Regions from separate parts of the Homo sapiens genome. Here all the other regions are linked to region 2. Evidence: chromatin loops called from intact Hi-C (ENCODE). Cell type or tissue: PC-3. All regions are shown on one strand. Region 1 has its middle 16 kb from the start of LINC01875. Region 2 holds the start of LOC102723730 (a long non-coding RNA gene). Region 3 has its middle 40 kb from the start of TMEM18-DT. Region 4 overlaps SNTG2 (syntrophin gamma 2). Region 5 has its middle 26 kb from the start of PXDN. Region 6 overlaps SH3YL1 (SH3 and SYLF domain containing 1). Region 7 overlaps SNTG2 (syntrophin gamma 2).

What was found. Peaks named below come from ENCODE experiments on the same cell type or tissue, not always from the same donor. Only the 100,000 strongest peaks of a DNase experiment are listed, where the experiment ranks them.
Region 1: a loop joins it to region 2, with 11 times the contacts of the local background. A loop is called at or near these places in 11 of 110 quality-filtered maps.
Region 3: it touches region 2 in a loop (8-fold over the local background); 3 of 110 quality-filtered maps call a loop at or near these places.
Region 4: a loop joins it to region 2, with 9 times the contacts of the local background. A loop is called at or near these places in 9 of 110 quality-filtered maps.
Region 5: a loop joins it to region 2, with 6 times the contacts of the local background. A loop is called at or near these places in 16 of 110 quality-filtered maps.
Region 6: it touches region 2 in a loop (14-fold over the local background); 11 of 110 quality-filtered maps call a loop at or near these places.
Region 7: a loop joins it to region 2, with 3 times the contacts of the local background. A loop is called at or near these places in 7 of 110 quality-filtered maps.

The regions. Positions count from the first base shown.
Region 1 is chr2:527,525-531,524 of GRCh38, reverse strand. No RefSeq gene overlaps it. Among named protein-coding and RNA genes, the nearest start is that of LINC01875, 16 kb to the left of the region's middle. RefSeq lists enhancers at 3,165-3,686, 3,687-4,000. In PC-3, a CTCF peak has its summit at 1,906 (motif pointing left); a DNase peak (open chromatin) is centred at 1,964.
Region 2 is chr2:1,549,301-1,553,300 of GRCh38, reverse strand. All of the region lies in intron 4 of LALTOP (lung cancer associated lncRNA targeting TOP2A), which reads left to right. LOC102723730 (a long non-coding RNA gene) reads right to left here and starts at 1,371. Exons shown (of 3, transcript NR_168373.1): 1 at 747-1,371; 2 at 444-563. RefSeq lists a silencer at 2,382-2,491. In PC-3, CTCF peaks have their summits at 2,202 and 2,405 (motif pointing right); no DNase peak of the experiment used is centred here.
Region 3 is chr2:635,130-639,129 of GRCh38, reverse strand. No RefSeq gene overlaps it. Among named protein-coding and RNA genes, the nearest start is that of TMEM18-DT, 40 kb to the left of the region's middle. In PC-3, a CTCF peak has its summit at 1,948 (motif pointing right); DNase peaks (open chromatin) are centred at 1,149 and 1,979; H3K27ac peaks cover 1,166 bases.
Region 4 is chr2:1,145,962-1,149,961 of GRCh38, reverse strand. The region is part of intron 6 of SNTG2 (syntrophin gamma 2); the gene reads right to left. Among named protein-coding and RNA genes, the nearest start is that of SNTG2-AS1, 200 kb to the right of the region's middle. In PC-3, no CTCF peak of the experiment used is centred here; no DNase peak of the experiment used is centred here; H3K27me3 peaks cover 1,394 bases.
Region 5 is chr2:1,768,241-1,772,240 of GRCh38, reverse strand. No RefSeq gene overlaps it. Among named protein-coding and RNA genes, the nearest start is that of PXDN, 26 kb to the right of the region's middle. In PC-3, CTCF peaks have their summits at 2,112 and 2,313 (motif pointing right); a DNase peak (open chromatin) is centred at 2,320.
Region 6 is chr2:244,977-248,976 of GRCh38, reverse strand. SH3YL1 (SH3 and SYLF domain containing 1) reads left to right here. Exons shown (of 10, transcript NM_015677.4): 4 at 1,375-1,439. Among named protein-coding and RNA genes, the nearest start is that of SH3YL1, 17 kb to the left of the region's middle. In PC-3, CTCF peaks have their summits at 2,101 and 2,301 (motif pointing left); no DNase peak of the experiment used is centred here.
Region 7 is chr2:1,244,179-1,248,178 of GRCh38, reverse strand. It overlaps SNTG2 (syntrophin gamma 2), which reads right to left. Exons shown (of 17, transcript NM_018968.4): 12 at 736-852. Among named protein-coding and RNA genes, the nearest start is that of TPO, 170 kb to the left of the region's middle. In PC-3, a CTCF peak has its summit at 1,732 (motif pointing left); no DNase peak of the experiment used is centred here; H3K27me3 peaks cover 3,206 bases.

The sequences.
Region 1 (4,000 bases), 1.0 Mb after region 2:
GGAAATTTACTCATTTCTTTTTTCTAGTGCATGTATGGTTTTGCTTTTTTACATTTAGTTTCCTAATACATTTGTAGTTTATTCTTGTGTATGGCATAAAATAAAGATCCAAGTTTACCTTTGTCCAAATGGAAAATTAGTTTTCCAGTACATTTATTAAGAACTCCATCTTTGTTTCAGTGATAAGAGATAGGATCTTTATTGTACACTAAATTTTTGTATTTTGGGGTCTATTTCTGGAAATTTATTTCATCCCACTGTTCTATTTTCTATCTATGTACCTGTACCACACTATGTAAATCATAGAGGTTGCATGGCATGTTTTAATGTCTGGTAGAACTAATCCATTTCCACCACTACCACCATGAGTGACTTTTTTGGTTTTTCAGTGTTTCTCTGGCTTGTCTCATGTTTGTTTCTTCATATGAAATAGATTTTTACAGAGGCCTGCAAAATACTCTCTGACGGTTTATTTTTTAATAATTTCATTTCAATACTTATTTCTCTTTGTGCATGTGTATCTGTACATCTACATCTATATCTGTATCTATGTCTATAGCTCACTTCGTATGTGTATGTCCTTTATTCTTGTTTGAGTTAGGTAGTGATTTGTGTATTTTGTTCATTTGAAAAATACGGAATTATTATTTATTAATGAAGGCTACTACTTTTCTAATTTCTACTTTATTCATTTTTTATCTATATTATTTCTTCATTTGAGCTTTCTTTGTTTACTTTGCTGTCTTTTTTAAACATTTGAGCTGATAATTTAATTCATTTTATTGTTTTATTTGTATTGAAAAAACATTAAGAACTATGGATTTTCCTCTGATTGCTGCTTTAAATATATCCCATATAGTATGATTTTTTGAGAAATTAAATACTTTCATATGTATTCATTAATTTCCCATCTTTGTCCCTAGCTTTGTTGTAATCTTAGCTTTCTAATTAGATATGTAAACAATACACCATTGGCCATTGATTGACGTTTTTACAAATATTTGTTGGTGAATGAAGGTTATCCTTTAGTATGTTATTCAAGAAATTCCAAAGTATACAGAATTCCCTAAGTTCTTGTATGTTTAAAACTTGAAGAAAGTCTTGGCTGAATATAATTTTTTTGCTTTACATTTTCTTTTTTATTTTAATTATGCTTCATTATTATCTTACACATTATTATGCCATGTAAATTATTTGATCTTTTGACCTGAAGGCTTTGAAGACTTTTTTCCTTGAGATCTAAGAGTTTTGTTGGGATGTATTGTTGTTGATCTATCTGGGTCAATTTTTCCTATTAATCTAGTGTATCTTTAAATACATAGACTAATAGCTTCTTTTATTTTGGGAAGGTTTTCTCAGATTATAATTTTAAATATTCGTTATATTAAATAGCTTTGTTGTTTTTGCCTTCATGGATTCCAATTATATGTATGTTGTTTCAACCTTTTCTCCATAATCATTTTCGCTTCTTCATTTTCTCATTTTCATTGTATTTCCCTACATTTATTCAATACATCTTGGTAAATTTTCATTTTAGGCTATTTTCCATGGTGCACTTTACTTTGCTTTCTATTTCTGAGATAACTTTGTTTTCAGCATTTTCATCCTGTGTTCAATCAACTGTCATTTCATACTCATTGTGGTTTTTCCTCTTTTTTTTTCATTTTTGTTTTACAGTGTCTAGATGTTTTCATATCTCACAAATAATTGTTTAAGGATAATTAATGTAGTTTGAAATATTAGGTTAAAATTTTATTCTGCTTCATGTTTCTTTTGGGGGTTTGAAGAGCAAACTGAATATTGTTTTTGGACTACTAATTTTAATGTAGTAGCTTTATTGAAATTAACATATTTTTAAAATTAATTTTATAGATTTGAGGGTGGTTTATAAGATTCCTAGTTCAATAGCACCCTCTTCTGTTCATGCAGTTAAGCATGGTTTCATTAATGGATTTCTGCTGCTCCTACTGCTGGTGGTAGAGGGAGGGCTTGTGTTCTCTTTGACCACGTGGGACTTGAAACGTTGATTTTTTTTCTTCCCCTATATCAGCTCCCAAAGAGTGCCTCTCCCTTAGTGCTTTTGCTTTCTTCTCCCCCACAAGCAATGCATTTTGAAGACTGCCCTTCAAATTATACTCACCTTAAGGTTCTTCCACTGCAGTCACTTCTTTAAAATATCAGAATACCTTTTCATTATTTTCACATTTAGGATGATTTTTCTCTTTAGGACTGTGATTTTAAATCAATCTTTAGCCTGATGCTAGCTTCGTTCTTCTTTCTTCTCTGTAGTTGTTTGTAAGCCCCTTTGCTCACTGCAAAGACTCTTGGAAGAAGCATACAAAAATCTTCCTTTAAAAAATTTTTTTTCTTACTTAGAAGTGACTTTAAGTTTGAGATAATTCTGTGTCCAGTATGTTGAGTGTTTCCTTTTCTTTTTAGATTCATATTATTGTTTTGTATTTTTGGAGATTATTTGTGAAGGTGTAGATTTCAGAAACTACCATTATTCCTGTTAAATATTTTAACAAAACAATATTTTGCTTTTTAAATAAAATATTTAAAATTTTTATTAATTTTAAGAAAATTTCAAAGATCAGAACACACACTTTATTAAAGAAGAAATACAAATAAATAAACGTGAAAAACATTGTTCCATATTATCAGTAATCTTAGGTAGCAGATTAAAACAATGATAGACCATGAAACATTTGTAAAGTCATTAAAAATGCATTGCCAGTGTTGGCCTAACACTGTTGGTCTCAGGCACTCCTAAGTATGATAACTGGAAGTCTCAGTATATGGTATGAATGTCAAAGATGTTCTTATATTTCATTTTAGCCATTTAACTTCCAGAAATTTATTGTGATCAAATAATAAACAATGAACACAATATTTATCTGTAATGGTGTTCTGAAGAACTGTTTATTGGCCAGAGTTGGAAATAAGAGTTGGTTAAATAAATCATGGTTCATATAATGCAAACTATGTACAGATCATGTTTAGAAAAATATTTAGGTATGATAAATATTAATCATAGTCTGTTAATAAAAAGCGTACAAAACAGTGTGCATACAAGCATTCCGTTTTTCTTTAAAAATTGTGTGTGTGTGCATGTAGAAGAAAACAAAATATTACCAATAATTTTATCATGCTTGTACTATTACTGTTGGGTTTTGTTTCATTTTTCTTTGTACTTTTAAGTTTGGCATATACATTTTTCAATGAAAATGCATAATTTTTAAAACAGAAACATGAATGAAAAACAGAAAACTTTCTAAATTCACTAGTTCTGAACAAAGAATTCATATAATTGTGACTTAATAGCACTCCTAGGTTATCCTATAAAATTAACTCATGTGTCTCTGTTATCTACTGTAAAAATTAAAGGAATCTCATATTAATTTATTGATGCCAGAATATGTATAAGACAAATATTTCACATGTTTATCTACTTTTAAAGATATATATAAAATTATTGATATAGATGGATTCTAGGAAGTGTTTTATAAGAAACAACAAAATACCTATCACTACTGAAATGCTTTGGTCTGCATCTGTGCAGCGCGGCCTTTTTCCACGTCCCTCAGTGTCGTGGCTCTAAGGTCATCAGGCTCTGAGGGCCAGGTCTGTCTGCTCACACCAGTGCCACATTCAGCACCACTGCCGGTTCCTCCAGCCCTGCGGTGCCTTTCTTTGTCCCCTTTGACCAGGGCTCCCAGCTGCCTCCCGGTCAATTGCGCTTGAATCAGGGGGCTCCTACCCACCTGCTGAGCTCCTAACACCTGTGCAGCCTGAACCACACGCTTTCAGTCTTAACCCTCCCTGCCCTGTCCTCCCTCCCTTCTAAATCCCCACGGTGTGGCCTCCAGGCTGCACTTCAGGCTCGGAACTCTGACTTGACGTTAGCAAGAAGCTATTGGGGATGTTTCTCCATGGGCCCAAGTCGACCCAACATTTATCTAATTCACCTGGGCTGTGCAGTGCCATCAGGTCTCCTGAG
Region 2 (4,000 bases):
AGGTAAGGCCCAGAAGGGAAGGACAGTGTACCTCCTAACTGAAAAAGGCCCTGAATGATAGCCACGTGTCATGTTAATAAACAATGAAGATGCTTTTATGAGAAAGGCTGCATTACAGGCTCGTATAGCCTTAGACAGACTCACTGCAGCCCCAGAGGGAACCTGCACCATCACAAAGACTGAACGTCATGTCCCTAACCCAGATGAATCAGATAATGTCCCTAAATTAATTACCGATATGAAAACCCAATAACAAAACTTTCAGATCCAAAACCTCTCCACACAGTTGGTTAAGCAGCTGGTTTAGGTCTTGGGGAACTTGGCAGAAGCAGCTGTTAATCAATCGTTGGTTGGGTTCTGGCCTGTTTTGTCTTCCCTGCTCTGGCATTGGTGTGCAATGGAGTCAGTTCACAACTGAAGATACTAAAATAATCGTCACTCACAGAATCCCATTAACGGACAATGCAGCTGTGTAGCCTGACCAAGGTCACCACGTCACTTCCTTCATGTGGCTCCAGGTTCGGCCTATGCCCCGTCAGTTCTGTACAGCTTGGCACATGGCCCTAGACATGGGAGACAACGTCCTAGGAGTGAACCTTCCTAAGTATCTGGGGCTAAGCCCCTAAACATACAGAGATTCCCAAACCATCTGCATTCAGCTACTAAGCTTTCTTCAAAAGGATCATGTTGATGTTGAAAAGGGGAGATGTGAAATTAATCCAAACTGAAAGCTGTTGGAACCGTACCTGATTTTGAGCCTTGAGAGGAACGTGGCTGTGGGGCCTGCGTCGCATGGTGTGAAGCTGCACCTTCTGCTTCTTTATTCTGGGTCAAATCTCTTCCTCATTCTTGTCCTGTAATGATTAGGAAAGACTGAATGGTACCAGAGGTGAGACCGCCTCAAGACCATTACCCTTCCTTATGGGATGTTAAAACAAGCTTCCTTAGTGTAGCGAGCTGTGACCAATCAAGTCAAATCGCTATAACCTATGTCTTGATCTTGTTGGAAAATGCTGCAACCTGTTAAACCTCTGCCTCTGACTATGTAAATGAGACTTTAACTTTCCATTTTGAGAGTCTGTGTTTCCTATGTGACTATCCTCCAACTTCGTGTTCAAATAAACTCCACACTTCATCATATTTTTGGATTCTAAGTATTTAAGCTTGAAAATTGCAAAGACACATTATCATGTTTATGCGCTGTCAGCATTCTATGGAAGTTTAGTGCAATTAAAATCGGGAAAAGGGTCAGGTGCAGTGGCTCACACCTGTAATCCCAGCACATTGGGAGGCCGAGGTGGGCAGATCACCTGAGGCCAGGAGTTAGAGACCAGCTTGGCCAACATGGTGAAACCTCATCTTACTAAAAATACAAAAATTAGCTGGTATGGTGACAGACACCTGTAATCCCAGCTACTAGGGAGGCTGAGGCAGGAGAATAGCTTGAACCTGGGAGGCAGAGGTTGCAGTGAGCCGAGATCGTGCCACTGTACTCCAGTCTGGGCGACAGAGTGAGACTCCATCTCAAAAAGAAAAAAAAATTGAAAAGACTTTTTTGTTTCAGTGTACATTACAACCACTCAAATTAGTTATGGGTATACTTTTCTTGCCTTTTTTTCACAGTTTCTGCAGGAGGTGGGCTGCCTTGTGCTGGTCAGGATGTCAAGCACCTTTGGGACTCTGCCCATTAAACCACAGGGGATTTCCTCATTATTGCGACAATTCCATCCCCAGAAATATCCCACGTGCCTGAGGTGGCGGCCATCTCTTCGTAGGGAGACTGTCGGAGCTTCCTTTTAAACAGACTCTGCCCTGTCTCTGTGAAGACGTTCAGGTGCTGAGCACACGGAGGGCGGTGGGTGGGGGGACATGAGACTGTAGGCAGCTCTCTAGAGCCCCTTTCACACGTGGGTCGTCACCCACCGACTTTCGGATCTCTGGGAGTGGGAACTGCACAGGCTGGGATGTTGTTTGGGGTCATTGCACCGAGAAGTGTTCCATGTGCAATGTGGTTAGAATCTTGTCACCCTAGGAATGGAAGGTCTTCAAGACCATGGTATCCAACCCCTCCATCATGCAGATAGGGGACCTCAGGCCCTCAGGGCGATAAGAAGGAATCAGGCTTTCGAAGGTTAAGGAAGTGTCAAGTGCAAAACTCGGTCTCTGGAGCCCTGAGGTGGAGCCTCACCCTCACCCTGGCCCCGGCGTCCTCAGCCTGTGGGCGCCCAACTGCTCTGACGCAGCAACTGGCACGACCACCAGCCCCAGGGAGCAGCAGCGAGTTTCCAGGGTTAGGAATCACCCGGGAGACAGTAATTCAGACTCCCAGGCTCCACAGAAACCTGCAGGGACCTCGGGGAAAGGGAGCTTCGTCCTAAGGCTCCGCTTTGGGGAGAGGCTGGGCGGCCACTAGGTGGCGCTGCGGAGCCGCGTCTTCGGCCGCAGGTGCCCGCGCTTGGGAGCGGGAAGCCAGGCTGGGTCATGCCGGTGCTGTCACTGCAGGAGGCAGAGACCCCACATCCCGCAAAGACGGAGGGGCTGGATTCCACCAGCAGCTGAGCCCATCTCTCCGCCCTTAAAAATCAAACCACATCTTAGGACAATATCAGGCTTGCGAACGAAGCGTCCAGGGGTGGCCCACGTGGGAAGGAGGGTGAGGCCGTGGGCCCCCTCGGTCCAACCTCACAGCCTCTCTGCTCTCCCCACTTTCGAGGCAGATTTCTGGGAATTTGGGAGTTCAGAGGGAGGAGAAATAAGTCGTTTGTCAGCAGCCTGCTCCCTGATCTCCAAGGTCCCTAGAAGGACAGGCGCTCCTCACACGGCCAAGCCTGGCCCGGTCCAGGTCTCTCCATCCAGCAGCCCTGCGCTCTGTCTCTCCCTGTACACTTTCCTCCCTGCCTCCCTCCCTCCATTTCTCCCTTCCTTCCTTCCCTCCCCGCACAGGATCTGCCATTCCTTAGCTGTGAAATGCGGGCACAGGGCCTGTGATTGATTGCACTCTGGGTGACAGCAGTAGCAGTACCCTCAGGCAGGTCAGTTGACTCAACAGAACCAGGTCAAAGTCCCCCAGCCCACGGGTCCAGCTCAGTCAGCCTCTGCTGGTCTACAGGAGCCCAGCCCTGGAGCAGGGACACCTTTGCACCAACAGTGCTGCATGAGATGGGCTGGGGTGAGCCCCCAAAGCCAGGGCCTGATGGAGGCCTGCAGACCCAGCAGGAGAAGCCCTGCTGTCAGCTGCAGAAGAGAAGAGGCAGGTGTCTGGAGAGGGGGCGGGCGGTGTCCTATGGCAGGTGGAACTTGTCCCTATTTACGTGGCTGGGGTGGGGCCACAGCACAAAATGGATGTCCTGAAAAATTCGAACCAATCTGGAAAATGTGCATCCACCTCTGCACTATGCCTGTTCTGCACCATATGCCTGTTCTCTGCCTCCCTCTGGGCCAAGGCTTACCTGCCCTGCAGCCTCAGGAATGTCAGTCTGGTTTCCGAGAGAGGGACCTAGAAGCCACTGAGTAACTGTGACTGGAGGGACCTAGAAGCCACTGAGTAACTGTTACTGGCAGGCACTGTACTCATCTTTCTCCTTGGATTATCTCATGAAACTTCTCAATGGGAGCCATCAAAGCTTGGCCCCTCTGCTTTTCTCCTTGGGGTGGTCACTTTTATGCTCTCCCTGGAGCGCCTGTTAAGTATGAATCACTGCTCTAGGAAAAGAGCTGCCAGGCAGAAGGGCAGACTTGCACAGCCACTGGCTGCAGCTGCTCCGGGATCCAGTTACTTACCAGGACTGAGGACTGGAGGTACTCTGCAGACAGGTGCTGGCCCCGGGGACTGGGCTCAGCCTGGGATGAAACTCGCTCCTGTAGAGACCAAGGGTGGGTGAGGGCAGGAGGGAGGGGTGTGGGGCCAGTCCATCCCGGAGACAGTTTCCTTCTCCTTACCCATTGCAAGGCTCGTGGTGGACACCCCTGCACCCAAAGTCACACTGACAGGAGGGCATGG
Region 3 (4,000 bases), 910 kb after region 2:
TGCCTCCTGTCAGATCAGCAGCGGCACTGGATTCTCACAGGAGAATCCAGTGAGAGCCCTGTTGTGAAAAGTGCATGAGAGGGATCTAGGTTGTGCACTCCTTATGAGAATCTAATGCCTGATGATCTGAGCTGGAACTGTTTTATCCAGAAACCATTCCCCTCAACTCTGGTCCATGGAAAAACTGTCTTCCACAAAACCAGTCCCTGGTTCCAAGAAGGTTGGGGACTGCTGCTACACTATATTTTTAGCATTATTTTAGAATGTACCCCTTCTACTTAAAAAAAAAAACTGGTTAACAGTCAAACAGTCTGCGGCAGACCCTTCGGGGAGGATTCCAGAAGAAGGCATTAGAGATGACAGCGCCATGTGTGTTACTGCCCCTGAGGACCTTCCAGGGAACAAGATGTGGAGGGTTAGGGTTAGGATAGTGATGTTGACGATCCTGACCCTGTGTAGGCCTAGGTTAATGTGTGTGTTTGTGTCTCAGATTTTAACAAAAAAGGTTAAAAAAAGTAAAAGTAAAAATAAAATTAAAAAAGCTTATAGAACAAGGATATAAAGAAAGAAAATATTTTTGTACATCTGTACAATGTGTTTGTGTTTTAAGCCAAGTGTTATTACAAAGAGTCAAAAAGATTAAAAACTTAAAAGTTTATAAAGTAAAAAGTTATTTCATTAAGGTTAAGCTAAGCTTAATTTATTATTGAGAAAAGAGAAATATTTGCGATGAACTGAGTGTTGCCTAAGTGTACAGTGTATATAAAGTCAACAGTAGTGGACAGAAATGTCTGAGAGTCTAGGCCTTCACAGACACTCACCACTCACTCACCAACACCCAGAGCAACAACTTCCATCCTGCAAGCTCCTTTCGTGGTAAGTGCCCTATACAGGTGCACCATGTTTATCTTTTATACCATATTTTTACTGCACCTCTTCTACGTGTAGCTATGTTTAGATACACACTCTCCACTGTGTTACAGCTCCCTGCAGTTCCAGCACAGCCATCTGCTGTACAGGTTCGTAGCCTAGGAGCACGAGGCTACACCTTATGGCTGAGGTGTGTCATAGGCTGTAACTTCTAGACTCTGTTCACATATACCCTATGATGTTTTGATGTTTGCACAATGACAAAATTGCCTAACAATGCATTTCTCAGAATGTACCCCCAGCGTTAAGCAATGCATGACTGTACACATAAAACCTATACAACCAGGAATCAAGTGGCCAAGGCTAGAAGCACATGTGTCCAGCCATGCGTAGAAGCAACACAGAGTTTCTACTGACACCGAACTTCACTTGAGTTTCGAGGCCCTGCAAAAGGATGGTCAAGAAGCTCCACCCTCCACGTTCCAGAAATGGTTCCCTGCGAAGATCACCTTCCTCGCAGGTCGTAGAGGAGACCCAGGGGTCCTCTTTCTACCCGGGCAGGCCAAGCTCAGACCTTCCAAATTCCCTGTTCTTGTCTCACAAGTAACTGACCACGGTGGACGAGACACCCACAGTGACGGAGCCATCCAGTGCTCCGTACAGGGAGTAGCAAGCCCTGGCCTGCTTCTCCAAGCGTCTGCTAACCCCAGCCTAAGACCCCTCCCGCTGACCATCTCGCCCATCCTCCCCCATAGGGCGTCGCTCTGGCGGTGGTCATTCCTTCTCATATCAGAGAAGCACATGTCTTCCTGAGTGGGAGACGCTTCGGGGTCTCCTGGCTGGAACCTCTCCCTGTTGAGAGAACCCTTCCTTACCTGAGTTCAGATGTGTTATTTTATTGGACACAGCACCACCTAGATATGTCCTATTTATCTGCAAGGCAAGTGCAAGAAAACCTGCTAAGATAATATGTGTGATGCAATCTGCATATTGCAATGTTTTAGTTTTTTCCCATTTTATAGTCAATAACTTGGGCTTCATTTTCCGTTCTCTAAAATGAGGGCTGAGAAGAGTTAGGCAGCATGTCAGCGCTAGGTGGCGCCCGAGGATTTTTCTTTTAACAAATGATCCCAAATGTTCTGGAATTCGCGGTTCTTCCCGCCCAAAGCGCCGCCGCGTCCAAGGGCGGTTACCACACCGCGTGCCAGGGCGCGTCTTCCCTCCCGTGGGCCTCGCAGCGGTCCGGGCAGGTGGCTGAGGGTGGCCCGTGTTCGTCTTTCCCAGCTTTGTGGAGGTGTAGCTGGGCCTGTGGGCACACGGACGCCCTCCCGATTGCGCTGATGGGCCCGGGGACGGTCCCTGTGTCCCTGGAGCTGACAGAGCCGCCATGCGCGGCCGAGGACTCTGCGGATTCACCCTGTTCCAGGCTGCGCCGACTCCGCTCGCTTCACGTGTGCTGTTTCCTCACAAGTCGGGCCGGACGCGGATACACCCGCCTCCGTAGGCCTGAGCGAGCCTGAGCCCCTGGGCGCGCCGGGTCCCCGCCGAGGAAACGTCCCATGTGGAGACACGAGGCTGCTGTGGACGCGCCTCCTCCCTCTTCCCCGGCGCGGCTCCCCCGCACTGGCGCTGTGGACTCGGTGCGGCTCCTCCGCAGCGACAAAATGGAGTCATCAGGCCACGCTGCTGCGATGGAACCCGAGGCCTGCGGGGCCGGCAGAGCCCGCGGCGTGTTGGCCCTGCTCCTCAGAGGGGCCGGTGAGGGGCCTGTCTCCCCGGGGTGGGCCGGAGCCAGGATGACCGAGCATCGCAGCCGCGTGGACGGACCCGGGGTCAGGGCCCCGGCTGGACGGTGAATCCGGGCGCCTGGAGCAGCGCAGACCCCACGGGCCTGTGGGGTTGCTGGACCTTTTAACCGCGTCCCGGGCCGGGGGTCCACATCCCAGTTCCGACTGCAGCGCCACCTGCGTCCCGGCCTTGGGGGCCACCGTTTCCCTCCTGGGACGGACGGCGCCATCCCTCCGCCTCGGCTCCAACAGCTGGGGACGGCGGGGAAAGTGGCAGCCAGCGGCGTCCGGGGCCACCTGGGACCGGGCTTGTCACCTCGCATTCCAGAAAACACAAAGCCCTGAGCGCCGGGGGACTTTCTCTAAAAACACAGTTGGCCACGCCTCACTGAGTAATTCGTGCTTCTTCATTTTAACAAGACGGATCATTCGTACACCAGCCAGACCTCACTCCAGCCCTAAAAGTAACCGTAACTGTAAAAAATATCCAACAAAGCTAGATGTGAAAACTGGTATGAACTGTTAAAACAAGCATAATTTTATTTGGCTTAATTGCTAAATACACTTATATGTATTGCATAATATGCTCGATATTATACAAATATGTTTACTGAAGAGATAGCAAATGTCATATGCCAAGGCCAAATCAATTGGGGACATGAGGTATTATTGTCCATGTTAACTTTTTAAGCAAAATATATTCACCTTCAGCTAAAATTTTCATTTAAAAAAGTTAAAGATACCGTCAATAAGAGGATTATAAAGCTCTTTTGACTCATGAGTAATGAAAAGCAACCTCAACATATAAAAGGAATTTTAGCCATTGTGAAATAATATAATATATATTTAAAGCTGTGATTTTTTTAAATCAGCTTTCCTGCAATAGCATATTTAATGTGTCAATGATAGATATTTAAGGTAGCAGAATTAAAATATTAGTAATATGGACGTAATCATGCTTAAAATCTTAATGTTTTAAGACATTTTTCATCAAAATAGGTAACCTCAGTACTTTGCAATTATAAACAATGAGGTGTATAGTATGTACTTTGTTATTATTGTAATAAATGTTAGCTAAAGGATAAACCTTACTTATCTTCCCACCTAATATATTACTCATGAATTGAACTTTCAAGCAAGGGTGGCAGAAAATAAAACAGAAGAGGCGAATGTTAGCTTCCTGCAATCCCATGTGTGTGGGAAATGTGCGTCTAGCGGCAGGCTGTGATTACTGCTTAATGAAGGCTGATATAAACCTCACCCCATGCCTGCCGGAAACAGATTCATTCACACGATGCTCCAGCCTGGGACCAAGGCACGCAGTGCACAAGCAGCAAGGTTGG
Region 4 (4,000 bases), 400 kb after region 2:
AATTCCAGCACTTTGGGAGGCCGAGGCGGGTGGATCACAAGGTCAGGAGATTGAGACCATCCTGGCTAACATGGTGAAACCCCGTCTCTACTAAAAATACAAAAAAATTAGCCAGGCGCGGTGGCGGGAGCCTGTAGTCCCAGCTACTCGGGAGCCTGAGGCAGGAGCATGGCGTGAACCCGGGAGGCGGAGCTTGCAGTGAGCCAAGATTGCACCACTGCACTCCAGCCTGGGCAACAGAGCCAGATTCCATTTGAAAAAAAAAAAAAAAAAAAAAAAAAAAAAAAAACGCTAATCAACTTCATCAATCTGTTGAGGGTGGGTAGGAATAATGTTACCACCTGAACCTAGAAAAGACATGGTGGATAGATTTTTCCAAACCACTGCTGCTCATAGATTCTTGCAGGGAAAAGCACATTAGGACTTGAGTTTACAGATTAACCCACAGAGGTCTTGGTAATTTTGTAATATGCTCATGGACGAAAATAAGCGGCAAAACCCTGAGTAGAGTTTTAATCTTCCGATGCTGTTGCTTCCTTTCTCCTGTGTGTATTCACAACTGTCCTTTTTTCTAATCCTATTCACAATCCTTGGCCACTTTCAGTATCTCTTCCTTTGTACAATGAAAAGACAAACTTAGCTCAGCTATGGGGCAATTCCCAGAGCTGCAACCTCCACACAATCTCATTGACAAACTCTCACCCTCCCCACCTGTAAGCCTCACTGCTCCCCGTGTGTGTGTGTCTCTCTCTCACACACACACACACACGTCCGACAAGAAGAACATGTATGTTTTAATTTCAATCTAACTGCCAACTTGCCCAGCGACCCCTGGTGTATGAACCATGGAATCCAGAATTTACTTTGCTTTCCAAACTCATGTCCACAAGACTCGTTTTAAATACCTTCCAGGGAATAATTTTGTAACCCTGGGGTACACTCCATGGTACCTGACAACAGTCACTGTTTGTTATTTTTAGGGAAAGGGGCGATGCACAGAAGCATCAAGCAGCTGTGAAACCTCGAGACTCCTGTCCCTTTCATCTGCAGAGGGTGTACCTGCCAGGCTGTGACACCAGGGCAGGAGGCACCTGCAGAGGGTGGGCCCAGCAGGAAGGCGCCTCCTCCCTTCCCTCCACCTTCACCTTCTCTCCTCACTTCCTTGTTTCCATTCCTTCACTCTTGAAAGCCCCTCTATGTGGGTCCGGCTTGGAAGAACATCCAAAGGGCCTCAAGAGAGCAACCCCTCCACATGTTCACTCTCATTTCATGCTGGCTTCATCATCTGGGTGATCACACAAGGAGCGGGGGGAACCCTTTCCAAACCACAGGTGCATCCCGCCCCGGGAGCTCAGGCTTAGTGTCAGGTAACACAGTAACACACAGGTCAGTAGTGAGGGCAATAGCAAGCTGGCATCTTCAGCATGAAGAGCTCACAGGCAGGTCCTTAGCTGACTCCTGCTCAGCCTGGTGCTGGGCCTAACACAAAACACACACAGCAGCAGCACAGCAGCCCCGCAGCCTCCCCAGCTCTGGGTTCCCACTTCTGTGAAGCATGCACCTGGGCTGCCCTGGGAACACGAGGTGATGTCGCCTTCATGTCCCTGGCAAACATGAAAAGCTGCCAGGCCCTCTCTTCTCCATGTGAGAAATAAGGAGTGGGCCAGGCCCTCTCTTCTCCATGTGGGAAATAAGGAGTGGGACCAACCAGGAAATCACTAAGGCCATTCCGTATTTCACAGTTTTCCAACACTTTCATTTGGAATGACAGAGCCTCACAATGTTTCTGCTCTCACTGATCTGACCCTCTTGCAGGGCCCCCTGAAATTGTACCAGCTCCTGGGATTGATTTTCCAGCAGTGAGTACTGCTCCATCTAGAGGAAGCCAACAAGGAGCCAGAAAAATGCAACCACCAGCTCATTCATTCCAGCACCCTCTCTTCCAGACAAGGTTACTACTTCGGTCCTTATAATGCAAAAACAGATGAATTCTTCAAGTAATTGGCTCTCTTCTTTTAAAATCACATTCAGACCTCTATTGCTTCAACTGCCTCTGAAAATTGCATATACTTAAAATTAATGGTTATTAGCAGCAATGTTTTCGGAATAATATTTGTGAAGATAATTACTTTCACATGGAACAATCATGTCTGGGCAACACCGCATTTCATGCCACACAACTGTAGCTAGTCATTAGCCTCACTCTGTTGACTATCAAAGATTTCCTTCCCTGTGTGGAATCACTGACATCATTATCTGCAGATTTTCTTGGTGACTCTTACCCCCCATACTTGGGTATTTGTCAGGGTTCTCTAGAGGTACAGAACTAATAGGATAGATGTACATAGTAAGGGGAGTTTATTAAGGAGTATTAACTCACACAATCACAAGGTCCCACAATAGGCCATCTGCATGCTGAGGAGCAAGGAAGCCAGTCTGAGTTCCAAAGCTGAAGAACTTGAAGTCTGATGTTCAAGGGCAGGAAGCATCCAGCATGGGAGAAAGATGTAGGCTGGGAGGCTAGGCCAATCTAGGCTTTTCACATTTTTCTGCCTGCTTTATATTCTGGCTATGCTGGCAGCTGATGAGATGGTGCTCACCCAAATTAAGAGTGAGTCTGCCTTTCCCAGCCCACTGACTCAAATATTAATCTCCTTTGGCAACACCCTCACAGACACACTGAGGATCAATAATTTGCATCCTTCAATCCAATCAAGTTGACACTCAGTATTAACCATCACAAGCCCAACCCTTGTCAATTTGAATCCATATACATCTCCTGAGATCAAAAATAGTCCTCAAATATAGACAATAATGAGGTTATAATTATACCTAACATAATACAACTATCCTTTGTACAACTGGAAATACACCAATCCCCAACTCAAATGCTATTATATAAAGTTAACAATACTTAAATGCTGATATGAAGTCAATAAATCTTATGTCACATGATAAAGGAGAAAGGAAATAAAGTGAAGACATTTTCTTAGTACAAGTGTATACATGCACAAACATGCTTTTAACAAAAGGAGGAGGAAATACTCATGACAATTACAGTTCTCATTTCTGCAGCTGGTCCCGTGGTCCTCCATTTTTAGGGAGGGTGTAAGGTCTATGTCTAGATTCATTTTTGTACATGTAGATGTCCATTTGTTGAAGACTGCCTTTTCCCCATTATAATGTTTTTGCTCTTCTGTGAAAGAGAAGTTGACTATATTTATGTGGTTCTATTTCTGGGCTATTACATTCCATTAATCTATTTGTCTATTCTTGCACCAATACCACACTGTCTTGATTAAATTAGCTTTATAGTAAGTCTTATAATCAGGAAGTGTCAAGCCTCAAACTTTGTTCTACTTCAATACTGCATTGGCTATTCTAGTCTTTCCATCTCCATATAAACTTTAGACTCAATTTGTCAATATCCACAAAACTTTTTGCTAGAATTTTGGTTGATATCATATTGAATCTACAGATCAAGTTGGAGAGAACTGAAATCTTAACAATATTGAGTCTCCCTATTCATGAACATAGACTATCTTCTTCATTAATTTTTTTCTATGATTTCTTTCATCAATTTTGTAGTTCACCTCATTTAAACATTATACATATTTTGTTATATTTACACCTAAGTAATTTATTTCTTTTAGTGCTAATGTAAATGGTATTGTGCTTTTTAAATTTCAAAGTCCAGTTTTTCATTTCTGGTACCAAGCAAGGCAATTAAATTGTATATAATAAATAACCTTGCATTCCACATCCAAGGACTTTCAGTATGGTGTTGAAAAGAACTGATGAGAAGAGACATCCTTGTATTGTTCCTGATCTTGGTGGGAAATCATCTAGTTTCTCACCATTATCTATGATGTTAGCTGTGGGATTTTTTGCAGTTAATCTTTATCGAGTTAAGGAGGTCCTTCTCTACTGTTAGCTTACTGAGAGTTTATATCATAAATGGATGTTGGGTTTTGTGGAATGCTTTTCCTGCATCCATTTA
Region 5 (4,000 bases), 220 kb before region 2:
AAGAGCCCAGGAGCCTGACACTCACAGAGGCTGGGGGCCAGCCATTCACTTAGGCCTCTTTACATGCACTGCCCTTGGCTCCAACGTCAGGCCCTTGGGATCCTGGTGACACCGAGCACCCCTCTGTCAGGTGCCCTCTATGGTCCCCACTTGTGGTTCATCCCAGAACATTCCTCAGGGGCAGCAAGAAGGGAGGGTCCAGTGCATTCCACCCAAGACCAGAGTTCCACCAGTACAAGGGAGGGTCTAGTGTGTTCCACCCAATACCAGAGTTGTACCCAGTGCTAGGGAGGGTCCAGTGCATTCCACCTGAGACCAGAGTTCCACTGCTGCTGTAGAAAGGACCAGAGGCAGGAGGTGCCTCGTGTGAACAGTGGCCACCCTCTTCCTGCAGATTCTATCCAGGGGCCTCTGGGGTGCAGCCTGGGAACATGCACCCTAACCAGCTCCCAGTGCCAGGACAAATACAGTGAGAGGCTGCATTCTTATTACTGAAGATAAGATCCTTCCTCTTTCCCTTTCCCTACAGATATTCTTTCTTTCTTTCTTTTTCTAATGTATGTAAATCTGTTTAATGGCTACAGAAGCCTCTGGCCAGATTCAGGTATCCAGAAAGTTTTCTCAAGGACCCAAGAGCCATCTCCTTGAAAAGTCACCACCAAGGAAGACCACGTCCCTCTCCCTGTTTTCCGGGAGGAGGAGGGCCCAGCTTGTCCCCTGACTCCAAACTGCACAACCTCTGACCCCAGCTGTGGGAAAATGAGAGACTTCTTTCTGTCTTTGCCGTCTGCTCTTGGTTGCTGCTGCTGCTTTCCGCACTTTGGCTGAATGAGTTTTCTGAAACTCAGTTGTTGCCGTTCCCTTCCACATTTGTGGAGAGGTTTGTGAGGCGTGGGTTGGGAGGAGGTGTGTTTCCCGTGACACCTCGCCAACTCGAACTTTAGCACCTTAGCTAGAAGCCCCTATGGTGATGCCAAGCCTGGCCTGGCGCTGCGTCTGTGTGTGTGAGCCCATTAGATGAATTCATGGGGGCCTCCATGGTGATGCCAAGCCTGGCCTGGCACTGCGTCTGTGCTTGTGAACCCATTAGATGTACTCACAGGGTGCTCTGGTACTGTTGGGGCTTCAGTTCACTCGGACCCCACATGGCTCCCTCCCGGTCACACACATCACACAGAGACACAGAGATTAGGGAACCAGCCTCACAGCGCCCAGCTTTGAGTGGTGGATGCAGGATCTGACCTGGCACCCTCCCCCTAAGCAGCTGTGGTCACTGTGACCGCAGCCTCAGTGAGTAGCGTGGCCACCCCAGCCCTGCCTCTGGGACCTCCGGGGCTGAGCGGCGGCTGCCGTCCGAGACCCCCACCAGGCCACCTTCACCAGCACCTTGTCCTCATTGGAACGACTTTGGGCCTCAGACTTGAACTTGAGATGCCCAAAGAAATCTCACTTGTTCGAACTCCACACCAGGTGTCTACCCGCCTCTCCCACCTATTCCTCGAGACCAGGCCCCACAGCCTTCCCCTCTGCCTGGCCTCCTGAGGTGCTGGTTTCCTAGAACATTCTAGCCAGAAGGGCATGCTCACTTCCCCCAGTGGTTTCCAGAGGGGGCTGGGGAGTCTGGGCAGAGGGGAAGAAGAGGGGCCTGGACGGTGGGACACCCAGGCCCCACGCACAAGTGCAAATAAGAAAAATGTGCACTCTCATAAATACAGAATAGAAAAAAATGGTATTCTTGATGTGTGCCTTTCATGTTTTAAAAATTTTGCTTGAATTTATTCACCAATTTTTCTACATTGACCACTCATTCCTGTTCTGGGGAAAAATATTCATAAGCATTGATTTCAAAGGACAGGAAGCTCTGGCCTTGTCTGTACATGAGTGACAGCCATGATCGCTTTAGGGTTGCAGGAGCCCAGACCCAACTCCCACCTGCATACTCTCCAAGAGGGTGGGAAAGCGTGGTCCCCTCTGGCTTTCTTGACAGAAGAAACTGGGTTTGCGGGCAGCAGAGGTGGAAGGAAAGAGCCTGGCAGCGAGTGAGGAGAGTTGTTTCCTCAGCCATTCCCAGCCCTGGCTGTGTTCAGATGCTCAGGGATTAACCCTCACCTCAAAGACACACGCAAGAGCTCGCCCACTTCTCCTGGTCAGACCCACCCAAGAGACACACATCTCACTGGACGGGGTTTCTAGAAGCACAGCTGTTTCCCGCTGTGGCTCTCCAGCGTAGTACCCACCTTACATGAACTATTTCCCTATGGACGTGGGCAAGGTCCACCTTGGGCACCTGGGACTAAGAAGAGGATCACCACCAGGGGGCAGCATCTCACCAGGCACTCACCTGAGCTCTCCTGAGCAGGCCTTTTAGCAGAGAAAGAGCCAGGGTTGCAGCTTCCAAGTCAACCTCGGGAGGGTCAGGAGTCCCACGTGTTTAGCATTGGGGTTTTAAGAGGGAAAGTAGAATAAATTCCTCTGGGCATCTCAACAAATCAGCCCAAGCCAACCAGGTTTTGTAAGAGCAGTCGTGTGAAACATCAACGAAGATTAGGTTAGAATTAATGCAGGTATGAACTTCAGCTCAAAATAATGTAATATTTTAATAGTTTTTTCCCCATTTATTTCTTGGCCCTCAAATCTAGAACCTTTAACTCCCTTTAGGACTCCCAGTGCTATTGATTTCCAACTCCAGTTAGCCAAGATCCCTCACGGGAAGCAACAGAAGCGCCAATCTTTGCCTCAAAATCCACGAAGGGAGATTGGATATGTGCCCAAGGATGTCATGCTGACACAAAACCCCATTTTGGGAGCCTGTAAAAGAGCGAGGATGGGGATTCCTCAGGTTCAGTGGAAATGGAAATGGGGTTCATGGATGGGTCCTGAGTCTTTTTCTTTTTTGAGACAAGGTTTTGCTCTGTCACCCAGGCTGGCTTACGGCAGCGTGATCATAGTTCACTGCAGCCTCTACCTCCTGGGCTCAAGCAGTCCTCCTTCCTCAGCCTCTCAAGTAGCTGAGACCACAGGTGCACACACTGTGCCTAGCTAATTATTATTATTATTAATTATTACTATTTTGAGACGGAGTCTTTCTCTGTCACCCAGGCTGGAGTGCAGTGGCATGATCTCAGCTCACTCAAGCTCCACCTCCCAGGTTCACGCCATTCTCCTGCCTCAGCCTCCTGAGTAGCTGGGACTACAGGCCCCCGCCACCACATCTGGCTAATTTTTTTGTATTTTTAGTAGAGACGGGGTTTCACCGTGTTAGCCAGGATGGTCTTGATCTCCTGACCTCGTGATCCGCCCGCCTCGGCCTCCCAAAGTGCTGGGATTACAGGCGTGAGCCACCGAGCCCGGCCATGCCTAGCTAATTTTTTAACTGTTTTGTAGAGATGGGGTCTCACTCCGTCACCCAGGCTGGAGGGCAATGGCACAGTTTCATAGCTCACTGCAGCCTCAGCCTCCTAGTCTCAAGCAATCCTTCTGCCTCAGCCTTCTGAGTAGCTGGGAGCACAGGTGTGCACCTCCATGCTCAGTTAATTTGTTTTTAAATTTTATGTAGAGGCAGGGTCCCATTATGCTGCCCAGGCTGGTCTGGAACTCCTGACCTCAAGCAATCCTCCCACCCTGGCCTCCCAAAGTGCTAGAATTACAGGTGTGAGCCACTGTGCCCGCCCACCCTGGGCCTTGAAGAATGGGTAGAGCTGCAGAGGGAGCAGCATGAAATAGGAGCATGTCAGCGGTGCTGGCAGATCAGTCACCCAAACTCAAGCCCTCCTGGAAGGGGAAGCAGGCCCAGGCTGTGGAACCGCGGAGAGCCGGATTTGAATCTAGGCACCGCCATTTACCAGCTGCGCCACCTTGGAAGGCTGGTCAACTTTCTCTGGGTTTCCATTTACGTCGTGTGCCAAACACAGGTCATTAGACACGCACAAGGATCATCGAAGAGATTGCCAAATAAGCTCCCTACGCTCTACTCACACCAGCTGCTCACACGGGGACAGCC
Region 6 (4,000 bases), 1.3 Mb after region 2:
ATTTGTGAAATATATGGCCTTGAAATAGCAGTCAGCAGATTCACCATTTCTTACCAAGGTATCCCCGCAGTCAACAAAAACCTCTTCCTTATTATGTGGATCAGTTTTCATAGCTCAATGTGTGGCTTTGAAAATGAGAAGAAAATAATTCTCTTTTTCTCAAGCATTATCCAAATTTCCATGAGCAGACTTCTCAGCAGTAAAACCAAACAAAGTAGAGGCACATTCCAAGGGAGCCCATTGTCAGATGGGACTCAGAGTCTGTGAGAAAGTCCCTGCATGTCTCAGGTCCCCAACTGCTCCATTGATGGGGTGACTTGCTGACCAAGGGTAGGGACAGTCAATACCAAGCCCTGGGCTCCTCTCAGAGCCCCAGCAAACCTTTCTACTGGTTTTAAAACCTACATTTCTCTCCCTTCTTCCTGAGCTGCAGCTGCTGACTCTGCTGAGAGTAATTTAAAAACTGTCCAAATAAGACACAACATGTTCCCCAGGATCCTGGCCAAGACCAGCCATCTTAACACAGGGACAGTTCCTAACATAGGGAACGAAAAATTATCAGACACTAATTTCTGTAAGCCAAACTTCTCTAAGCCTGGGTAGGATAGTTCTGGATATATTTCAGCAATATTCTAGTATCTAGCATGCATGGTAGCAACCATTTTCAAAAAGTGCTTTGGCCAGACCATCCCCCCACCAAATTGAAAATACATTTTTCTAGACTTGTTTAACATGAGTTTCTATATCAAGAAAAATAAGCATATAGTAATCCTAAAATGTGCCGTATCATGGCAAATGGAATTACTGTACTTAGTTTCTAAATGTGATTTATCTTGTTAGAATTTTAATAACCTTGAATTTATAGCCTATTTATTCTGCTTAAGCACGAGAGGTGTTAAAACAGTTTTTGCCCTCAGAAATTTACAATGGAAACAATTATTATGTTACCGTTAGATAATCAACTCTCTCGAATCCTTCTGATCTCTTAAATCTGTGACAAAATTCTAGCTGAAGACTAGACCTACAGCTAAGTTGTTCTATAAAAATATTGACAGTTGAAGTTACCAAGTGCTCTGTATGGCTAATGGTTAGGGAACCAGTAGTTGGTGGTCTTATGCATGTTGGTAGAGAAAGATTAGAGGACATGGGCTTGTGAGGCTATGAGACTCATAATGAATATCTAATACTTTAAAAATATTTTTAACTTTTTAAAAATTACATATTCTTTTTGAAGATCACTTTAAAATCAGGGGAAATACCAAGTCTCATTATTTTCAATAGAAGCACTCTTTAGATTTTAGCATTTTTCCTTCCTATATTTACATGTCGAGGGTGTTTTAATGTTAGGATAACGTTCGTTTGTTTTTTTATTAGAATGGTCTGCACCCTCAGCCATTGGGATAGCTGGCCTTGGTGGAGGATTTGAAATAGGAATTGAGGTAAGTAGCTTGTGCACGTCCATACAACTGCCATATCCTCTGAAGACACCTAAGATGCAACCTGTGAAAACTGAGAGGTTTCCTAGCGTTCTTATTGTTACCATTGGCACTTAGGAAAAATTGTTTCCTTTATTTTCTCGATGAATGTCTAACTAAAGCTATCTGATGGTTCCCATTTACTTTCCTTTTCTTTCCTTAGTAGTAGGATTTCTTTCATTCGCCATTTTATCTGCTTCTGTCTCATGCACATTTGTATAACAGGCACATCCCAACACCTGGCCAGCTGTCATTGGCAGTTTATGGACTGCTCATGGCAAAGCCACTGTTCTCCTTCAGTGGGCATTGAAATTACGTGGGCAGTGCATCATCATTTGTGGCAAAATCCAGTTTTGTAACATATGATATTCAAATCCCTCCACATTCTTTAAGTAAAGAAGAACTTCACGTTATTTCAGTTTATAATGTTGCTCCTGGGATTGTGGCGTCTGTCGGGCAGACATGCACACTCACAGAGGCCTCCTACACGGGGATCCTCTTAGGGCTGATGCTCATCTTCAGTCTGTCGTTTTGCAAGGGCCTGGAAATTGAATCTCCTGGTATGCTCAACTCATTTTCTTCTCAAATTTCAGTCCATTTCTTCCTAAGCTATCCTTTGTAGATTTGCCCTGTTGACATAGTTGTAAATTCCCTCAGCCTTATTAGGAGGAAGTATTTCTAACTCTTTTTTCATCTTTATTCAATCTTTCTTACTCACTGCTGTATAAATTTGTAGTATAAAAGGAACATATTTTAGTTTTGCTTATCATGACTGCATTTTTGTACCATGTGCAACCAAATCAAAGCTTTCAAAAATATCGCCCTCTGGTGGAAAGTGCATTTTCATCAGTGATTGTGGCTTCCCTCCCCTTCCTCCTCCCTTCCCTCCCTCCCCTCTCTTCCCCTTTCCCCACCTCCACCCAGTCCCCTGGCCCTCCTTGTAGAAGGGCCTTTTTCTCTCAATAGATCATGCTGCTAAACTGTGCTAAGTCACAACCTGTTCTTCCCACAACCCTCTGGCTCCTTGTGAGGCTGGGGGCATGCTTTGAGCATTTATTTCAAAAATGATGAGAGACTCAGAAATGATGTCTGTATTAAATTTCAATATATTAGAGACCAAAAATTGAGAGTTTCCATGGTAATTCTTTGAAAATTTTGGACTTTTAGCCATAGGGCACATTAGAAGCCCTGAAAAACAAGAGCAAGTAAAATGTAGTCCCTTCATCCAGTAAATGAAATAGAAAGACTTTAAGCATTTTATAGACTGATACATAGTATTTTTTTTCTTTTTTCTCTTTTTTTTTTTGAGATGGAGTTTCACTCTTGTTACCCAGGCTGGAGTGCAATGGCATGGACTCAGCTCACTGCAACCTCCACCTCCCAGTTTCAAGCGATTCTCCTGCCTCAGCCTCCCGAGTAGCTGGGACTACAGGCGTGCACCACCACACCCAGCTAATTTTGTATTTTTAGTAGAGATGGGGTTTCACCATGTTGGTCAGGCTGGTCTGAAACTCCTGACCTCAGGTGATCCGCCCACCTCGGCCTCCTAAAGTGCTGGGATTACAGGCATGAGCCACCGTGCTGGGCCTTAGACTGATACACAGTATTATTTTATTTTTATTTTTATTTTTTTTTAGTTGTGATGATTCAATAGTTTATTGTTTTGTTAACAATTCTCAAGACTGGTGCGCTGCACAGTGGAATTGCTGTTCATATTTTTGACAAAATAAGACCATCCTGGGCCATGGGGTGACTACTTTACACATAAATAATCAATCTTCTCCTCTCAAACCAGTATTATTTTTAAAAGACAATACGAGACAGTGGTGAGCTGTAAGAGAGAAGACTGGGTCAGACCATTCTGGCTCCAATTCTGACCTGGGTGCTTCCAGTCTGTGATGTTAGGAAGTAGCTTTTCTTCTCCACACCTCAGCTTCTACATCTGCAAAACACAGTTAAAGATAGCCTTATATGAGTCTCTGGGCTTATATTGATGATTAAATATGGATTTATACAGTAAAAGCCCTTGAAATGACACAAAATATAATTTTATTTTTAATATCTTCTTCATCTTTGCAGCTTATTTAGGCTTGCCATTTACAGAAACTTTTTATTGCAAAGCCTGTCTTCATGACAGTATGGAAATTAACTATGGAATTTCATTTAAATAACATAACTATTAACTTTTAAATGTCAATTTCAAACAGAGATAAGAAGCATCTCCTAGGGATTGGAGACATGAGTTTTAAACTTCTTAACCATGATCTGACTTTGCTTCTCAGAGCCCCACAGATAAGTCTCTGCGTGTAATTGTGAGTGTGCAGTGATGTCACAGCAGTCGGCTATTTTTCAATGTTAACAGAAAGCACTGTTTGCTCTCCATGAAGCACTCTCTGATTCTGTCTGAGCCTCCATCCTAACAGAGCACTCCCGCCTGCTGTCTTAATGAGGGAGGGAGTCAGAACGGGAGCATGGGGTATCCAGAGTGGTTCCCTCAGGCTGTTCTCATCACAGCAGATCTGGTG
Region 7 (4,000 bases), 310 kb after region 2:
TTGATGTCTGGAGGTAAAACTTGGTTTTATCTTTTCATTTCCTTTTAATGGAAAAAAGTCCCATGAACACTGCACGTGACATGCATCCAAAACGTGTAGGTACCTGAAGCTCTCAGGTTTTTAGTTTGCTTGCAGTTCTGATGGTCAGACTCTCAAAAGTAAAGCTGTTTAAATTGATAAACTTCTAGACATTACACATTACATTCAGTCAGTTTGGGGAGAATGGTACCGGTGGGCACTGGAAAATGAAATTGCAGAACGATAGCATTCAGCCATAAATTTATATTATGGACCCCACTAAAGCAGGCTGCTTATTTTTTAAATAAAACTTGGGAGACATCCGGGAATAAAAGCTTTTAAAATTTAGAAATTGGAAACGTCTAAAAAGAGGGTTGTATTTTGTATGTTTCTTGGCTTCTTCAACTACATAATTGATCCTCTAAGACACAGAGCCTCTGCATCCCACCTCCAAACCAGCTGGAATTTGAGGAAGGAATAAGCTCTACAATATCTTAATGGCTATTTGAACTAAAGAAAGAAATGGGTTAATTTATAAATTTGGAGCAAGAAATAAGCAATCTACAAGCAGAATCCTTTCCAACCATGCAGAAACAGCAAACGGCAGGACCAAGCACTCTGTCTGTCCTCCTCCAAACACCAGATGTAGCTTTCCCCCTCCTACAGGAATAGCCCTCCCAGCAGCCCCTCCCTGTGGAGTGTCAAAAGCATCCTTACCGGAGGAGTGCTGAAAACGTAGAAGGACGGGCCCTTCAGTGCTAGGAACTTGGGTCTGAAGGTTTGAGAGGAGTCAGCTCCTTGGAGTTTCTCATTTACCCACCCCATATGCACAACCTGCAGAGGGGTGAAAATTACAAACCAAGCCTTAATGAGGGCATACTGTCACAGCAGCAGAGTTAAGCACATGAGCAAGCCATGATCCCATCAGGTCAACACACCCAGAATCAGGAGACGGGAGAAACGTGGAGATGTCCAAGTTTCCAAATCAAGTTCACACAATAGGAATGAATCACATCTTGAATTAAAAATTCAGTTTTGCATTGAACCAGGTTTTATATATGAGCACTTTCAGTTTTGGCCAATGGACTTCTCAGCTGCCTTAGAGTTGTTGGTTTATCTTTTAAAACGACTGTATTGAATTATATTCTATTAGAAGGTAGTATTTCAGATTTTTCTATGAGGTAGTAAAAACAGCTAATTATATTTTTCATTCCTATAGTGAACATAGAAGTTGGCATATGTGGAAAAATAATTGTTTCTCTTTATGGTTCAACTTCTTAACAACAATGAAATAATGTAAAATATTAGATTCTTACAATGAGCAGTGAATATTTTGAGCCGTATGATATAAAATCCAACCTATCAAAATCAGAATATGATTCAAAAACATTTAAATAATAATCCAATTTAAGAATTCAGTGAATTCAATCTAATATTAAAGAAAAATCCATGTTATCTAAAATTTTAATGTGACATATTTTGTAGCAAGTACCAGGAGTAATTTCATTATAATTCTTTCATTTTCTCATTCTATTTCAAGGAAAACCTATTAACATATGCTTAGCATTAAAAACTTAAAAAAATAAAAATAAGTTATCACAGAGATCCCAACCACTTTACCAAATGACACTGACCGATGAGCTATTAAAAGTTGAGAACCAGCTGGGACCTGGACACCCCTCAAGTGTGCAAGCCCCATGCACCCACGAAGTGCCCTCTGCTGGAGCCGCCCAGGTAAGTCCCGTCACAGCCGGCGCCAGCTCCAGGATGGGCGCATCCTGTTTCTGATATTTACTTGATAAACCACTGAAGGTCTTCACTCTTAAGCTGGAGAGACTTCCTGGGAAGTCGAGATGCTAGAGGACAGAATCAGATTTCTACAAACGGTATTTCTAGCAATGGGAAAGAAAATTAGGAGCACTGTCTTGTAGGGCGGGGACGCGTAGCCGAACAGCTATCATCATGGTTTTCAGTGTTGAATACGAATCCCCTGATGCATTAAACGTTTTAGTTTTGTCTTTCTTGACTGTTCTGGATTTAGAAGGCTTTTCAAAGTAACCCAAATATTTCACTGGATCATGAACTTCCAAGTTCCTAGTGGGTTATACTTACGTCCCATGGAGGCTCAGGAACCACATAGATGTGGTATGGGGTTAATGTTGCAGTAACACAGGACGACTTTATTTCCCCGAGACCCTCCCCAGCAAAGCACATTTAACATTGCCAAGGCTCTCTTTTTCCATCATGAAACGGGTAGAATTCTAGATCTCACGTGAGAATTACGGGAATTTCACAGTGTCCCATAGGAATCCCTCATAAGGCACTAGCTGGGGGCAAATGCCAGGGACATTCATACCTGGAAAAGCCACTGATGTGTAATTTACTCCTCCAGTGTCTGAATTTGAAACCAAATACACAGATTATTTTAAAATACCTAATAGATTTTTTCCTTTTTTGTCTGGTTGGGTCACATACTTATATTTTTGTTGGTTATAACACTAGCATTTATACTCTGTAAATCATAAAAGCCTCCATTTAAAAATGCATCTTTTTCTAGCAAATTTAGCAGATGCTTGATGTTTCCATAATTAACATGAATTCAATGCGTGATTAATTCCAGCTCACTACTGCACAAGTGCAGTGATTTGTACAGTTTAAGATAGGATTCATTTGAAGCATAGTTACTAAAAACAATTGCAAACACAGTGGCTTCCACACAGTCATGAAAAGAATATTATGCAGGCAGTTTGTTCAGCAAGAAAAGAGTTCACATTCCAGGAAGACCAGGCACATGGCCCTGAGCAGGCTGCCCAGGTCATCTTACGCACATTTGAGTGCCTTGCTAAAGCTCTTGAGGAGGACTTATTTCTTTTTTTTTTCCTTTTTTTTTATTATTATACTTTAAGTTTTAGGGTACATGTGCACAATGTGCAGGTTACATATGTATACATGTGCCATGTTGGTGTGCTGCACCCACTAACGTGTCATCTAGCATTAGGTATATCTCCCAATGCTATCCCTCCCCCCTCCCCCCACCCGACAACAGTCCCCAGAGTGTGATGTTCCCCTTCCTGTGTCCATGTGTTCTCATTGTTCAATTCCCATCTATGAGTGAGAACATGCGGTGTTTGGTTTTTTGTCCTTGCGATAGTTTACTGAGAATGTTGATTTCCAGTTTCATCCATGTCCCTACAAAGGACATGAACTCATCATTTTTTATGGCCTTATTAGGCGAGGTTTCACAAACAATGATGACCATATCTTCAAATCTAAATCTTCGGAGCAGCTGGCTGCTGGATAACTGCAGCAGGCAAAAACAAGCTTATTGTATTTGTCAGGATGGCTGAGTGGAAGACCTTTCTTTTACTGATTAGCATCAAAGTGTGGAACCAGAATTTCTAGAAAATGTAGGAAATTGCCTGAGTTCTAAATTATTGCAAACTGTTTTTTTTTTTTTTTTTTTTTGAGATGGAGTCTCGCTCTGTCACCCAGGCTGGAGTGCAGTGGTGCAATCTTGGCTCACTGCAAGCTCTGCCTCCCAGGTTCACGCCATTCTCCTGCCTCAGCCTCCCGAGTAGCTGGGACCAGAGGCGCCCGCCACCACGCCCTGCTAATTTTTTGTATTTTTAGTAGAGACAGGGTTTCACCGTGTTAGCCAGGATGGTCTCAATCTCCTGCCCTCGTGATCCGCCAGCCTCGGCCTCCCAAAGTGCTGGGATTACAGGCGTGAGCCCCCGCGCCCGGCCTGCAAACTTTTAAGAATCAGCAACAAGCACAAAAAGTCTGGTTTGACCCCATATTTATTACGAGGAGTCACACCAATATCCTCGTCAAATCACAAAGTTAGTAAGAGGGAGGAGTAGAGAATAATCACATCCAGAAAAAAGAACGAAACAAAAAACGAGCGAATGGCGAACACATCCCCTTCTGCAGGTCCCTGCCAACGTGGTCTGAGAGTCTTTAAAATTCACGAAACAAATAC